2 separate regions of the Homo sapiens genome follow, and region 1 is linked to region 2. A link is an interaction called in ENCODE POLR2A ChIA-PET data of the cell type or tissue named here. Cell type or tissue: PC-9. All regions are shown on one strand.

What was found. Peaks named below come from ENCODE experiments on the same cell type or tissue, not always from the same donor. Only the 100,000 strongest peaks of a DNase experiment are listed, where the experiment ranks them.
Region 1: POLR2A ChIA-PET joins it to region 2 with 11 read pairs; 2 of 35 experiments call an interaction of 5 or more read pairs at or near these places.

Annotation. Positions count from the first base shown.
Region 1 is chr2:138,782,026-138,790,025 of GRCh38, forward strand. No RefSeq gene overlaps it. Among named protein-coding and RNA genes, the nearest start is that of NXPH2, 5.6 kb to the left of the region's middle. In PC-9, CTCF peaks have their summits at 5,234 (motif pointing left) and 5,434; no DNase peak of the experiment used is centred here.
Region 2 is chr2:138,417,298-138,425,297 of GRCh38, forward strand. No RefSeq gene overlaps it. Among named protein-coding and RNA genes, the nearest start is that of SPOPL-DT, 80 kb to the right of the region's middle. In PC-9, no CTCF peak of the experiment used is centred here; DNase peaks (open chromatin) are centred at 4,204 and 4,784; H3K27ac peaks cover 1,898 bases.

The DNA of each region.
Region 1 (8,000 bases), 360 kb after region 2:
TTCCAGTACAACTCCATTTCCTGTAGGGGGGGAGAGTGGCAAGCAAGGGGCATGCATCCTCCCTAAACCCTTGCTAAGCCTGACTGGGGGTTCCATGGTAAAGGATGCACCAGCTGCATCCCATTTCTGCTTGATCTCAGACTCTCCTTTTGCCTTGCAACAGACTCAAAAACAAAACCACTATTTGCATATCCAAATCTATATCTCACCCATTCCACTCCTCATCCCTACAAAAATTCCCTCTTTACCAAGGCTTAGAGCCCTGTTCTACCAGTTCTAGTAAATTATTCTGTCCCAAAAGCACAAATAAGAGGATTTCAAAAACTGGAAGGATCTCTATTGGTTGATTTTGCCCAACTTTGCGTCCCTGGATAGGGCTGCATCTTATTTACAGACAACCTTTTCGAAACAAAACGGACATAATAGGAAGGGTTTTGCAGAAACAGAGGAACCCCTTTCTGAAGAGGTACAGCTCGAAGAGGAGAGAGGCTAACCGCTTTGCAAGAGGCACTACCTCATTTAGACTTGGTGTCTCTGCCTGAGCTGAGCTGACTCATTTATAGAGCCAGAAGGTGAGGTCCTGTCTCCATTTGGTACTTTGGTAGTTTGCCATTCAGCTATCACAGGCTTTGTAAATGAGGAGGGCATGATTTAACACATTATTGAAATAAATAACAAAGTTGTTTAATTACTGGAATAGTTCACTTTTTTCCTTCAATTTGTTCATATTTCTTAGATCATTTTTGTTCTTTTGAGAAACTACATAAAGTTTAAAAGTGGAAGTTAAACTCAGACATGTGCCCTAGTAACACTAAGTATTCTTACAAAGAAACATGCTGAGGGATGTTGAATTCCAAGTTAAAAGCTAAAAAACAGTAGCGAACTTTCGTGCCCCAGTGATCAGGCCAGGTAAAAGAGAAGCCTAACAGCCCCACTAACCTAAGTCTGGCATTACTGTGTTTATTTATAAAATAACTACTGATCTTTCTGGATTCCTCCCAAATTTTGCTGTACAGACTACAGTAAAGAGAAAGAAAGAATGGAAAGAAGAAAGGGAGAGAGGGAGAAGAAAAGGATGAAGAGAGGCAGAAAAATAGAAGTATTTAAGACATTGTCCTCCAGCAGCATGCAGTCTGAGAAATATGCAGTAAACAAAACACAGTAGACAATACAGCAAAATATAAGTGTTGTTTAGTACAGCTGGAGAAAGGAAAGATCATTGTAGGCCAGCACGAATGCTTCTTGGAAGAGACGAAACGTGAGTTTGCTCAGTTTCCAAGAATGGCCAAGATTAGTCTACATGGGAAAAAATGGAGGAGATCATTCTGTATGGGAGAAACAGAATGAGCAAAGGCAGAGTGGAGGGTTTTTATAGGGCATAATTGAGGGATGAACAAAAAGCAGCCCAGACTGTGACTGGAGAAAATATGTTGAGGAAAAGTGAGAAGAAAGTTAGGTTATGGGCTGCGCTGTAGAGATCTGGGAATGCCAAGCTAAACAGTTTAGACGTAATCTGGAGGAAATCATGGAGTCATAAACCTTTTTTGGAGTAGACAAGTCATGCATGAAGAGGCATGAAGATATAGAGGTGGAATGAGGAGATGGTCATGGTAGTTGGAAAGAAAGGAATAGAGGAATAGGGAGATGTGGGTACAAGGGCAACAGTGAAGAGTGAACTGTGAACAGGAACTGAACTTGGGGTTTGAATATTTTTAAACTTTTCTAGCATAGTAGAGGAGCGTTTTTTTTTTTTTAATCACCGCTTTTTCTCTTTTCCAGTCTATTTAACAACTAGAGAATCAGATCAGTGCTTTCTCATTTTGAAAGGTAGTCTTCACAGTGTGAGGGGAAAAAGAGTGGTTTTTTTTTTCTCATACAAACCCGTAGTAGAAAGTGGGACCTACCAAATTTTACTGCTACGTGATCCAGTTGTAGTCTTTTAAAAGCAAAGAACATATCTAGGGTTATGTTCAATGCTTTGAGATCAAATTTGTCAACTTATGGCTCATCCAGACCATTAGTTTTTTCCAGTGCTTTCCCTGTACTTAACTTTCTCATCCCGTACTGTTCATTAGTATCATTACCAGAAAGTGGAGAAGGAAATAGTATGCATTTCAGAGTTTCAAGTGAATATTAGATAGTGTTCAACTTACTCACTTTACAGTTAAGAAAACAGGCCTGAAAAGTTCTGTGACTTGCATCAAGTCACCTAGAGATGCTTGGGCGGATCCGTAAATTGATTCAAAGGCCTGAGATTCTCAGTGCACTGCCTGTTCCAGTTCATTACTCTGCCTCAGGTATTTTCCAATTGGCCAGCAGTTATAAAAGTTTTGATGTAGTCAACAAATGAACCTCTAGCTAATAATAAATGTGACAATGATCTATGAATGCTAAAAGCCTCAGGGTCTACCTTATAATCAGGAAAACAGGTTTGACTATAAGGAGCCTGAAGCATTGATCTGGCAGTAATTTTAAAAGGGTATGAGGGAAAGGGAATGATATGGCGTGAGGCTACTGTGCAGCCCTCAGACTCAGGATTCCAGAACATGGTAGCATTTACCCCAAGGATAGGGGAAATTCTCAGGAAGGCTTCCAGCTTCTCAGACCTCTGCAATAGGAAGCTGGTGGGGTTTTTGGTAACAATTCTTAACAACTGTTATAAAATCCCTTTGAGTGGCCACTCTTTCTTTAGTGATTGAGTCACTTATTTAAGGAAATGTGATGCTGTATTGTATTGAATCTCAACACCGATTGCATAATAGAATCACATGGAACTTCAAACATCACTGAGGGTGGGCTTGAACATTGATATTTTTCACCCAGGATATTTCAACATACAGCCATGGTTGGGCCCTACTACTCTACCAGGAACTTGTGTTTCTTTTCTCCACCCTCCCTCTATCCTTCCCTTCCTTCCTGCCTTTCTTCCATCCTCTACAGAATTATAGCCCTAATTGTTGGAATACGCTGAGGCTGTAACCAACTATCATTAGGACCTATTTACTTTCTTGATTCTGTAGGACCTTCTCAGGCAACAACTGGACATTTTCTTTGTAAATATTTAGCACGATTGGAGGATTTATGAAGTTTTATTGCATAAATTTATCATTTGTTCCAGGTTTAAACACAATTAACTGATCTGTAGTTAAAGTGCTTTTCTCCCAACCTTTGGTGGCTGCAATACTACCTCTTCATTATCTCTTCACTTGGATGCTGGAAGGAGGTAACAGGAGTGTGTTGGTAGTTGATGCAACTATCAGTAGTCAAGAGGAGAGGCTAGAGGGGAAGGGAGGCAGGCAGGATCCCAGCAGGCCCTGTGATGAAAGGGCACCTGGGTCAAGAGAACATCACTCAAGACTGACAAGGCAGCAAAGAGCTTCTTCCTGGGTGCCAATATTGCATCTCTACCAAATCAGAATGATTTGGTAAATGACTGATAAACCTGTCATTATCTTTCCATGGGTAGATAGAAATAAACCTGTCATTATTGTTCCATGTGTGTTCCCATGCATTGTCCACAGATGCATGATTATTTAACTGAATAATCACCTTGTCTACTTGTACATCAAACATGACAGCTTTCATTACAAAGGAATTATTTAACCTGCCTCAAATGTTGCTTCATATATGGAGCGAAAGCAGGGGAACAGAACCATGGAAGGTTAGAATTGGAACATCTTGTTTAACCTCCTCAGTTTGTAGATGAAGAAACTGAGGCCCAGAGAGAGAAAGTGATATCCCCAAAGTCACACAGCCAGATTGTGGCAGATCAAGATTAGGCCCCAGGATTAGTGCCTCTTTGGACTATGGTAAGCTCACTCTGTGGGGTAGCCCGGAGCTCTGAGGTGCCTATTTCCTGTACCAAGATGATTATGAAAGAACAATGAGGGGGACACATATTTACAAAATATCATCTTAGTTAACCAAATGCAAATTTCCCAATTTGAGAATACTTAAGAGTTCCTAAGAGGGGGAAGACAGAGACCTGGGATGAAAAGATATTGGAGTAAATGCCATTGCCCCTCGAACCCCCACAACTTCTTATCATGAATGAATAAAGCACTATTGGTTGCAAGTGCCCAAACACAGCTCAAACAAGTCAAACAACTACAACAGAGGAAATTTAATAGCCTATGTGAATAGGAAGTTCAGTGGCTGAAGGTAGTTTTAGGCAATTTAAACCAAATTTTAAAATTCTTGAGCAGGATACTGGGCCAGCCATTCTGAGTTTGTGTGTAATTCCCTTAAAGTGGGCTGGGTGTGGCAGCTGGAGAAGGCTTGATGTTAGACCCTGGAGAGCAGAGAACAAAAACCTAACTCCTAGAAACTAATTTGTATAAGAACCTGAACCTTCATCACCACTTGACATGGTCTTTCCTGGTTCAGGTGCCTATAGCTTTTCTTTGCTAGGTCTCTAACTGAATGACTCTCATCTTCTAACTTCTTATCCCACATTTCTGTACTTGCCTGGTTCCTTAACACTCATCACCTTATTAAATGTAGAGCCATACTTGCTGTAGAAGATGAACTGAAGTTGTAACATGTGGATGATGGTTCAAGTATCACATATGCAGCTCTCTTTACTATTCTTACCGCCAAAGGAACATGAAATTGCTCCCTATGCAACAAGGATGTCACCACTTGTCAAAACATAAGCAGCAGCTATGTTAAACCAGCAAGTTTAAAAACACCAAGGCACTATCCACCAGCTTTAGGTAATTATGATTTATTTTAGTTTGTTTGTTTATAGCCAGGTTCTTAGTAATTTTAACATTGCATTCTGAAATGCATGTGACTTTTTCACTGTGCCCTTTGGCAGGATCAATGAGTTCTGCACAGTGTTGCCTTTTGAGTCTTCTTCATTGTTTTTGTGAAATGCAATGGCACGGTGTTCTTCGTGGTCTCTCCGGACCTCAGCATTACTGTTCAAGTGCTGCTTTCATGTGTTATTTAAATCTGTGTCAAATGTGTGGTACCTTCCCACATGCAAACAGAAGTTCTGTTAGGAAACAAGTCAGCTAATTTTCCTACTCTGATAAAGTACAGGTTTACATTAAGAGGCTACTAGGATTTGGTTAAAAAAAAAATCCCAATTTCTAATCAGTGGGGACTTCTATTTTCTTCCTCAGCTGATCAAAAATGAACTTGTCTGGTATTTCCCTGGCAAAGTAATAATCACGCTGAGATTTTTTTCACTATATTTATTGGAATATCTTGGGTGCTATCTACTGGCCAAATGTGGCATTGCCTCATAAAAGGTGAACAGGCAAATTGCCATAGCTCTTTTAAAGATAATTTTGTGTGGGGGCTGAATATATGCCATAGGTTTTAGCACACTTGGGACCTGCCTTCTTGGACAATATCACTTCCAGACATCACTCATTGCCTTTGAGATTGGGGGATCACTTGATCAGAAGTCACACAAGTTGTAATATAAGTGAAATATAATGGGTAGGCAGGTTCCTGCTTGTCCTTCCTTGAAATGGTTGACTATAAATAGCTTAAATCTAATTTGCACTTTGCTGAGCAATGTGAATGGATAAAAATGTTACTAATTTCAAATGAGCTTCGCTATATAGATTCAATCAATAATCCTGTGTCTTCATGTGTACATAAAGGAAAATAAGAAGTTAAAAAGATTCTTTATAGTTATTTTGCACTTAATACTAGGTAGAATGTACATGCCAATTGATAGTATTGGTCAAAATACTTGAAAATAAACAGATAAACAATATTCAGCATAAGGTAAACTCATCCAATTTATGCTAACCAAATCATATTCTTTCCCCAGGAGTTTTTCTTTGTTAAGCATCTTGTAATTTACCCAGAAGAGTACATTATGCTTTAATCAGATTTGCAGAAAGGAACATATCAGGAGAAAACACGGAACAGTGAGACACTGAGAGACTATGCCAAGTGAGATGGGAGACACAGTCAAAGAGCAGAGGGATCTTACTTACTGTAGCAAAATGAGCAGTTGTCCCATTTAGGACAAATAGCTGTAAGGGAAAAGCCAAGGACATAAGATCAATATTGATCATTGAGAGGTAATGAAGAGAAAAGCCCAATATGTCAACATTAACTTAGGTGAAAATCTAGATTATAAGGCTGTACTTAACAGGAACTTAATGCAGGTGTATAGATTTAACAATATACCAGAAAATAAAATGCCCTATCTTAATTTCTAAAGTTATTAAAATGCAACTTATGCCTTTAACTCAATTATTCTAAATTGCTTATTCAGTCATTCGGTGTTATTTTTGCCAGGTCATACTTACTTCAGGTTGTATTCTATTTCAGATTGTAATTTTTGAAATTGAATATCCTGATTCTGGGACTGTATAATATATTTAACTTATTCAGTTTTCTGTATATTATTGAATAATGATAGATGTAAACATTTTGATTGAAATGAGAAAGACCATAAATTAAAATATTCAACTATCATTTTAAACCATTCTGTTTTGGCAGTGGAATATTTTTTAAAGTTATGTTTGTAGGTGGAAGTAGGAATTTTACTTACACTTATTTTCGTTTTTGTTTTAAATTTTTTTCTTCAACTTTTATTTTAAGTACAGAGGTACATGTGCAGGATGTGCAGGTTTGTTACATAGGTAAACCTGTGCCATGGTGGTTTGCTGCACCTATCAACCCATCACCTAGATATTAAGCCTAGCATCCATTGGCTACTCTTCCTGATACTCGCTCTCCCTCCACTCCCAGCCCGGGCAGGCCCCAGTGTGTGTTGTTCCCTTTCATGTATCCATGTGTTCTCATCATTCAGCTCTTACTTTTAAGTAGGAACACACAGTGTTTAGTTTTCTGTTCCTGCATTAGTTTTCTGAAGATAATGGCTTCCAGGTCCATCCATGCCCTTGCAAAGGATATGATCTTGTCCCTTATTATGGCTGAATAGTATACCATGGCGTATATGCACCGCATTTTCTTTATCCAGTCTACCATTGACGGGCATTTGTGTTGATTCCATGTCTTTGCTATTGTGAGTAGTGCTGCAGTGAACATATGTGTGCATGCATCTTTATAACAGAACAATTTATAATCCTTTGGGCACATAAAGAGTAATGGAATTGCTGGGTCAAATGATATTTCTGCCCCTACGTCTTTGAGAAATCACCATGCTGTCTTCCACAATGGTTGAACTAATTTAAACTCCCACCAAAAGTGTAAATGCATTCCTTTTTTTCCACAACCTTGCCAGCATCTGCTGTTTTTTTGACTTTGATAAAAGCCATCCTGACTGGTGTGAGATGGTGTCTTATTTTGGTTTTGATTTACATTTCTTTAATGAGCAGTGATGTTGAGGTTTTTTGTATATGTTTGTTGGCTGCATGTATGTCTTCTTTTGAGAAGTGTCTGTTCATGTCCTTTGCCCACTTTTTACTAGGCAATGTTTAATGTTTGTTTTCTTCTTGTAAATTTGTTTAAGTTCCTTGCAGACTCTGAATATTAGACCTTTGACAGATGAATAGATTGTAAAAATTTTCTCTCATTCTCTAGGTTGTCTGTTCACTCTGATAATAGTTTCTTTTGCTGTGCAGATGCTCTTTAGTTTAATTAGATCAATTTTTGCTTTTGTTGCAATTGCTTTTGGCATTTTCATCATGAAATTTTTGCCCATACCTAGTTCCTGAATGGTATTACCTAGATTTTCTTACAGGGTTTTTATAGATTTGGGTTTTAAATTTAAGTATTCCTTTTTTTCTTTTTTTGAGGTAGAGTCTCACTCTGTTGCCCAAGCTGGAGGGCAGTAGGGCAATATTGGCTCACTGCAACCTCTGCCTCCCAGGTTCAAGCGATTCTCCTGCCATAGCTCCCAAGTAGCTGGGATTACAGGTGTGTGCCACCATGCCCAGCTAATTTTTGTATTTTTAGTAGAGACAAGGTTTCACCATGTTGGCCAGGCTGATCTTGAACTCCTGACCTCAGGTGATTCACCTGCCTCGGCCTCCCAAAGTGCTGGGATTACAGATGTAAGGCAC
Region 2 (8,000 bases):
TTACATGTATACCACACCTTTTCTATTCTGATCATTTGTTTATTCTGTGTTCACTCTCCAAAATGCCTTCATTTTATCTCACGCCCCAATTCTATCTATACTTCAGGGCTTGATTAAAATGTCATCTCTTTCATGCAGACTTCCCTGTCACCCACCCAAAAAGAGAAAGAAAAAAAATCCCATGTCCCCTTATCTGCACCTTTTGTGGCAATTATTTCTTTTTATTTGCATAATTATTTACATATATTTATTTTCTTTCCTCTTAGATATGAAGCTACTTGAGTTCACTATCCCTGTTCTTATTCAGGCACCATTTCAAGAAATATTTATATAATAATGTTAACACATACATTAATTTCAACTGCTTTAAATAAGACAGAAATGCAAGATATTAATAATATTCAACAGCATCTTTTTCCCGTACTTAATAAGAAAAAAAATTTTAAGTAAAGTTATCTCACACATACTTCTAAAAATATATTGGAAAATAGCTTCATCACCCTGGGTTTGGCAAAGATGTCTTTTTTTTTTTTTTTTTTTTTTGAGACGGAATCTTGCTCTGTCACCAGGCTGGAGTGCAGTGGTGCGATCTCAGCTCACTGCAACCTCTGCATCCCAGGTTCAAGCGACTCTCCTGCCTCAGCCTCCCGAGTAGTTGGGACTACAGGAGCGTGCCACCACACCCAGCTAATTTTTGTATTTTTAGTAGAGACGGGGTTTCACCATGTTGGACAGGATGGTCTTGATCTCTTCACCTTGTGATCCACCCACCTGGGCCTCCCAAAATACTGGGATTACAGGCGTGAGCCACCGCGCTTGGCCAGATTTCTTAAACAGGACACACAAAAGTACTAATAAAATAAAAGTGAATACATTACACTATATTAAAATTAAAAATTTCAGTTGATCAAAAAAGTATAATTTAAAAATGCCATTAAGATGGGAGAAAATGTTTGTAATATACATAAAAGACTAAAACCCAGATATTTAAAAATGTACAAATCAATTTTTTATTTAAAAAAGGACACATTCTAATAGAAAAATGCACAAAGACTTGAGCAGGTCCTTCACAGAAAGGGATATCTAGATGGCCATTAAACTTATGAAAATGTGCATGACATCCATAGTCACCAGAGAAATAATGCCTATTAGCCATAGTGAGATACCACTTCACACCTGCCAGAAGAGCTGAAATGAAAAAGATGGAAAAAAACAAGTGTTGACAAAGTGGGTGAGGAAGTAAACCAGGAGGCATTGCTACTATGAGTGTAAGCTGATGCAATTATTTTAGAAACTAGCTCAGTATGATGAACTAAAGCTGAACACAGGCATAATTTATGACCCAGTAGTTCACACCAATGCATGTATACGTGTGTACATCAATAGACATGTATAAGAATGTTGATAGCACCATTATTCATCATAGCCAGAACCTGGCTATGTTCATACAGAAGCACATTATACAACATTCACACAGAGGCCCATTAAATAGCAATGAGAATGAACAAATTATCGCTAAACTCAAAATATATGGATGATTGTATAAACATAATATTGAGTGTTTGTTTTTTAAAGCAGGAACAAAGATTTTTCTACTGTGGGGTTCAGCTTACGTAAAGTTCAATACTATGCAAAACTAATTAGTGATGTTAGAAGTCAGATTGTGGTTATCTTTTTTCAGGTGCTAGTGCCTAGGGTGCTGGTATATTCTATTTCTTAGTCCAGAGACTGACTATACAGGTGTATTCACTTTGCAAAAACCCAGCAAGTTGTAAACTTATAATTTGTACACATTTCTTTATGATGGTTATGCCTTAATAAAATATTTTTAATAAAAGGTTTTTACATATTATTTGCAGCAACAATTTCACTGCCTTAGGCACCATGCCAAAGAGTTGTGTATGTATGAATTACATACCCTTTTAATAGCACAAAAACTATTAAAATCAATATTTTTATATTACACCTTTAAGAATTAAGAGGTAAAATTACACAGTGATTTATTCAGCAGTACAAATGGAAACAATAATAAGTGTTTATTGATTCTGAAATTATGGAGGCCTGAGAATTTAAATCAGAGTTTCAGTATGCTGAAGCAATTCATTTGTTCAAATCACCTTGGCATTTATGATTAGCTAGAATTTGATTAATCGGGGGTATATGTCATCATCTTGCAGTGTGAAAGTATCCCCCCAAGTCTCTTTTCTTTTCCTTTGGTGTATTTTGATCTGGGGCGTTCTGGGACTGTCCTTAACATTATAAGCTCATTTGGAAAGGCAGATAATGCTTAAAATCTAGCCAAGTGGGTTATGGCTCCATTAAAACTATCAGAAAGATCAGTAGAAAGAAGTAATAAGAATCTATCTAGGCCAAGAAACAAAATCTGCTGTATGCTATAGAAATCTCCAGAAAAAAGGTGCTTCCTTCCCACCTCCAATCCATAGTGAACTTAAAACAATCCCTAGGACTTCAAGGCCTAGTACAAAAACATTTTGTTAGGTTTTCTGGGTTTCAGCGATTTTTCTCAGTAATTAGATTTAAGTTCAAATAGACATTGGTACGCCTGGAAGAATCACAGAAGGCACTACAGGGCATAAAGCAACAAGGAACTGTGCACCTCAGAGTAGGAGGGGTTGCTAGTTAAGGAAAGGAAAAGGGAGCCCTTTATATTGTATACATTTTTTGAGACTCAAAGATGTAAGTGATGGTTCAGGCCAGTTAACCCTGGCATGCTAAATATTTGCTAGTCACAACTCACCATCTTGTTCCTTCAAAATGGGCACTAATGTTATCCACAACCTTGCCATTTCACACACACCCTCAAAGAGTTCAGGCTTCTTCCTGGGTTTCATACTTTAGGGGTCTTCACAAATTCCTCTCTCTCTCTCACACACACATACACACACACATACATACACATACACACACACACACACACACACACACACAAGTATACCTATTAAAAAGCACATATGTGCCTCTGCCACTCAAGACCCTGTCCTTGACACTGGCATCATGTCACTAGAACCCTGTACTGCTCAGTTCCCAGGTAATTGCTATTCCACACCTCTTGCCCTACAAACTCAACTGTGCCCTTATGTGGTGAATGTATGAGGACTGTGCTAATTCCAGTATCAGAGTCAGAAGCTGCCTCCCAGTTGCTGTGGATTGAATGTGTTCCTCCAAAGTTCATGTATTGGAAACAATCCCCAAAGCAAAAGTGTTGGGAAATGGGGCCCTTTGGAACGTGAATTGATTAGTGCCACCATAAAAAGGGCTTGAAGGAGTGGGTTCACTTTCTTCTGCTCATCTGCCATGTGGGGACACAGCAAGAAAGCCCTAACCAGATGCTAGCACCTTGATCTTAGACTTCCCAGCGTCCAGAACTATGAGAATATAAATTTCTGTTCTTAATAATTATATTCAGATGTCTTTGGTATTTTACCAATTTTTAGTTATGTAAAAACCATGGATGTAATTCACATATCTTTTAATTTGGTTTTATATGTGCTATAAAAGTTATATTAGAAACAATTGGAAGATAAAATATATGTTATGTAACAGCTTTTAGGATGATTTATCACATTTAAATATTAGCATATGGCATGTAGGCCTCCATTTCTTTATCTTGCTGCAGACTTCACAAATGTAAAATGAAGGTCTGCAATAAGTCAGATAAAACTCTATCACCTCATTAATACCATTTGTAGTTTTTAGTCTTCATATTTATTCTCTGATGTGAAGGTTATTTTTTAAAAAGTAAAAACAAAAGAATTATTAGGAGTTTTAGCACCAAAACCTAATGTAATATTATACTAGTAACTTTTTTATCTTCCTAAGTCTTTTAATAATCAGAGGTGGTTTTTCCTGTTTTCAAATGTTAGAATCTGATTATCTTTTAATCAAACATTAGTTTATTCATAATCATCTGCATTTTTATTTTTTATTTACAGGATACTTTATATGCATAATATTTCCCAAATCTGCCTAATCCTAAAAAGTCACATGGACCACTTCCAACACACAAATTTCTACATCCCAACCTATATCCATATTTCCTGTATCGAAATATCTAGGAAAGAGAAGCTTGTGTATCTTTTTTTTTCCTTTTTTCCCTCTTCTCTCCTCCCCTTTTTAACGAACACCTGAAAGGATTCTCATCAAAGAAGTCTGAGTAACACTGTTTTGTAAGGAAGCATTTTTCAGTGACGAATCACAGATTATTATTCAACTTCTCCCAGCTTGTTAGGTCAAAGAACAAACATAGGTCATCTCTTTTATGACCTAGAGTTGGGTCATATAACATCTCTCTCTCTGTCTCTTTTACTCTCTTTCTCTCTCTCACCCTCCTCAAAACCAAATGTCTTTTAGTAACATCTTACAGTTATTCAAAGCACTTTCACATCTATAGTATTGTCTTAATTTATTCTCAAAACCAGGCTATGATAGAGGTGTTATTATCCTCAAGTAGTAGATTGAGAGACTGGACATAGAAGGGCTGAGGATCCTGTTGACATCATCATGTATCTAGGCACAGATGAGACTAAACTAGGTCTCCAGTTCTAGTGTCAGTTAGCTCTTACAGTATGATATACAACCACAAAAACTCAGTGGTATTCAGCAAAGAGCATATAGTTTGGGTTCAAGTGCCTGAGACTGGGCTGGGGCAGCTCCTCTTGTGCATCTCATACTGGAACTCATGCTAGAGGCACCTGGGGCATAATCTTCTCCTGGCACTGCAGAAGCACAGTGCAGAGGGAAACAAGCCTAACCACTCATAAAAAATTTCAAGCCTCTGATTACATCATACTTGCTAATTTCCCTTTGGCTAAAGCACACCCAAGTCAAGGAGGCAGGAAGCACACTCTAAAATGCTAAAATGAAGCCATAGCAAAGGAATGAATCAATTATTTTACCAGAGCCAAGGAAAACTTTGCATCAGTTATTCAATCTACTTCACTCAAAGGCACAGTTCTTTCTACTAGATCATACTACTTTGACCTTCAAACTTTGACATTGGCTTATTTCCATGGCTTACTCTGGCTATTTTAAAATTTGCTACATAGGAAAAAAGTAATTTTACAAATAATGTATAATTAAAAGTTCATCACAAATTAGTGTATTACCTTATACAAAAATAATAAATATAAAACAAATGTTTCAGTAAATAAGAGAATATATTACTAGTTCAGCTTGCTGAGTCTACCATAAAATAATGTTTCATGCTAAAAGTTTTGTCTATTGTTTGACTAAACACTAAAGAGCTTTCTTTTAAGCAAATCCACAAGTAATAGTAGAATAGCTAAGAATTTGTACAGTTATGAAATATAAGCTTAGAAAATGAAGAAAATGTTTTTAAATGTTAAATTTCTAAGTCTATACCTTCAGGCAATTGCATATCTTGAATTTTGAAATTTTCTTTTTCAAATAATGACTAGGAAATTTGTTTTAAAAAGTCAGTTTCCTGTTATATTCTGTAGACAAATATTTTTCAGAAAAAAATTTAATATTAACACTTTAATCACTAAGCAGGAGTTATTAATAATGGAATTCCTTGAATGAACTATTGTTTTCAAAAGACACATATATACATTTTTTAATTTAATTAATACTTAATCATAGGAAGCAAGTTTTTAATTGGACAAAAGGTAGACTCTGGCATCATGAAATTTGGGTTCTAGTAGGTCAGTTCAAATATAGTTAGAGCACAGGCATAAAACTGACTCTGTTATCAAGTTGCTTGTGAAACATGTTGAAATAAAAGTGATTGTATTATTAGTCAAAATATTATCTGCCCATACATTTGGGAGGTTACACTTTCACCTTATGAAGTATCAGGCGTAGTTATTTGCCCAGCAGTGACCTCCCTGTGAATGCATTATACAATCCTGCCCTGCTGACTTCAGGCATATATACCTTGAGGTATCCCTCCCTGCAGGAGGATTGTGTGTCCCTGTGATGGTGAACCCAGGACTTTTTTAACCAATGAAATATACCTGGAAATGACCTGGGCCACTGGAAGAAGAAGATTTGGGTACCACTGTATGGTTATGCCATGCTCTGTTCCCTCTCTATGATGAGGCTGTACACATTTCCCATTGATACTGCTTCCTCTGCCTTGATCACAAGCAGAGATGTCGAACAAAGTTTCAGCTGACCTTTGATAAGCCAGCCGTAATGTGAATGAGAAATGAATCCTTGTCTTTGTAAGCAACTAAGATTTGGCTTAACATTCTACAGACTAAACTTATACTCTACAGCCTAAACTTACTGGTATAGAAATTGATCCCCAAAGTGAGTGTTATCATAACACAAAACCTGAAATACGTGGCATCAGCTTCACTGCTGGACAGTGGATAACCAGGAAACTTATGTACAGTGGAAAGATGTGACCCTTACCATGTAGTGGCAAATTGGAATAACTAGGAAGAAAGATAATGTACGAAATGAGCTCATGGCTTTAAGTGGAGAGGTTGGGAGACATAATGTTAGGACCATTCTTTGGTTGCTATTGGATGCATTTGGTAAGGTACTGCAAAGAAATGAACTCAGAAAAGGACTGACGGCTTGTAAATAAGAGTCAAAGGAAATAAAGAGAGCACAGAAATTTGTGGGCCTTTCAGTTTTGAAGGATGCAACTGTTTTTCATCTCCAACTGGTAAAACATTAAACCAAAAGAGAAAGCTTTGGGTGACAAAGGCCAATTTGAAAAGAAGTTTCATGGGAAAGACAAAATCAAGCATGTGACCATAAAACCCATTGTGAAACTTCTGAATCAATTAAGAAATCAAACAAAAATCCTTTCAGTTAGACAAATGGCAGAAGGAGAACATACTAAGGATGTGCCTTCTGTGAAAATCTCATCAGCTTACAATGCCCAGAATTAATATTAGGAAAAGGAGCACATATCAAGAATTGTTGATGTAGGTATTGGTACAGGAACTAAATAAAATAAAATAGACAAAAGGCCATGTAAATTTTTGAGAGAGTTGTACTCAAAAGATCATCCAGTCTGGACTAAATAAGAATGACTGAGACATAAAGTAACTCTTGGTCCTGAACTTTCTGTGAGTAGTATATCATTTGAGGTTAAGTCAGGAAACCAGAACCACTATATGTATCACAAGGAGAGCATCCATCGAAGTACAGAGAAACAACAAAAAAAAGAAAAGAAAAAGGAATAAGGGATTTAATATGGGAATTAGAGTTTATACAAACATGAGTGGAGCTGGGAAAGTAAAGGGGTTGGACGTAGAACTTGAGAAATTGTCACTAACGATTTTATCCTGATGTGCTGGCATGGGAACACAAGTTGGAGCTTGCAGGAAAATATAAGTAACCTGTGTGTGTCACTGCCAAAGAGGAACTGGAGAACCTGGCAAAGAAGGAACACAGGGAGAGTCTTGTGTAAGCCTCTGTGGATCCACAAGCCAAGATCAGGTGGGCTTGAGGCAGCTGTTGGTCAGCATGGCCAGCCATCAAGATGAGTTGGAGCAGCAGAGTTACAACCAGAGACTCACCAGGCACCTCTGCAGATGATGCCTGATGCGAATAACCTCCCAAGAATGATGTCCTCTACTCTTATCTGCCTTCCAATCTCACAAAATTTCTTTTAATGGACCAATCCATCTGACAACCATACAGAGAAGATTCTGAGAAATGTAGTTCCTAATCTTAGACAGGAGCCCAGGTGCTAAGTCAACAGTAGACAATTCAACACAGAAAGGAAGCAGGCTCAGAAGCAGCTGGGGGTGAGGGGAGGGCAAGGAGAGCATTTTCTAATGTGGCCAAAGATGATCATGAAAAACATAGGAACTCCCAGAAGATGAGGCTAAAAGTCATAGAATACAATGGACTGAAAATCTACTTACATGAACAGAGACTAGGTGACTAGGCTATGAACTTGGAACAATTCTGCACTGCCCCCCAACCACCCCCCTTGCCCTGCCACTGCACCCCCGGCTCAGTAGAAGAATCTTGCTTAATAGGATTTCAGAATA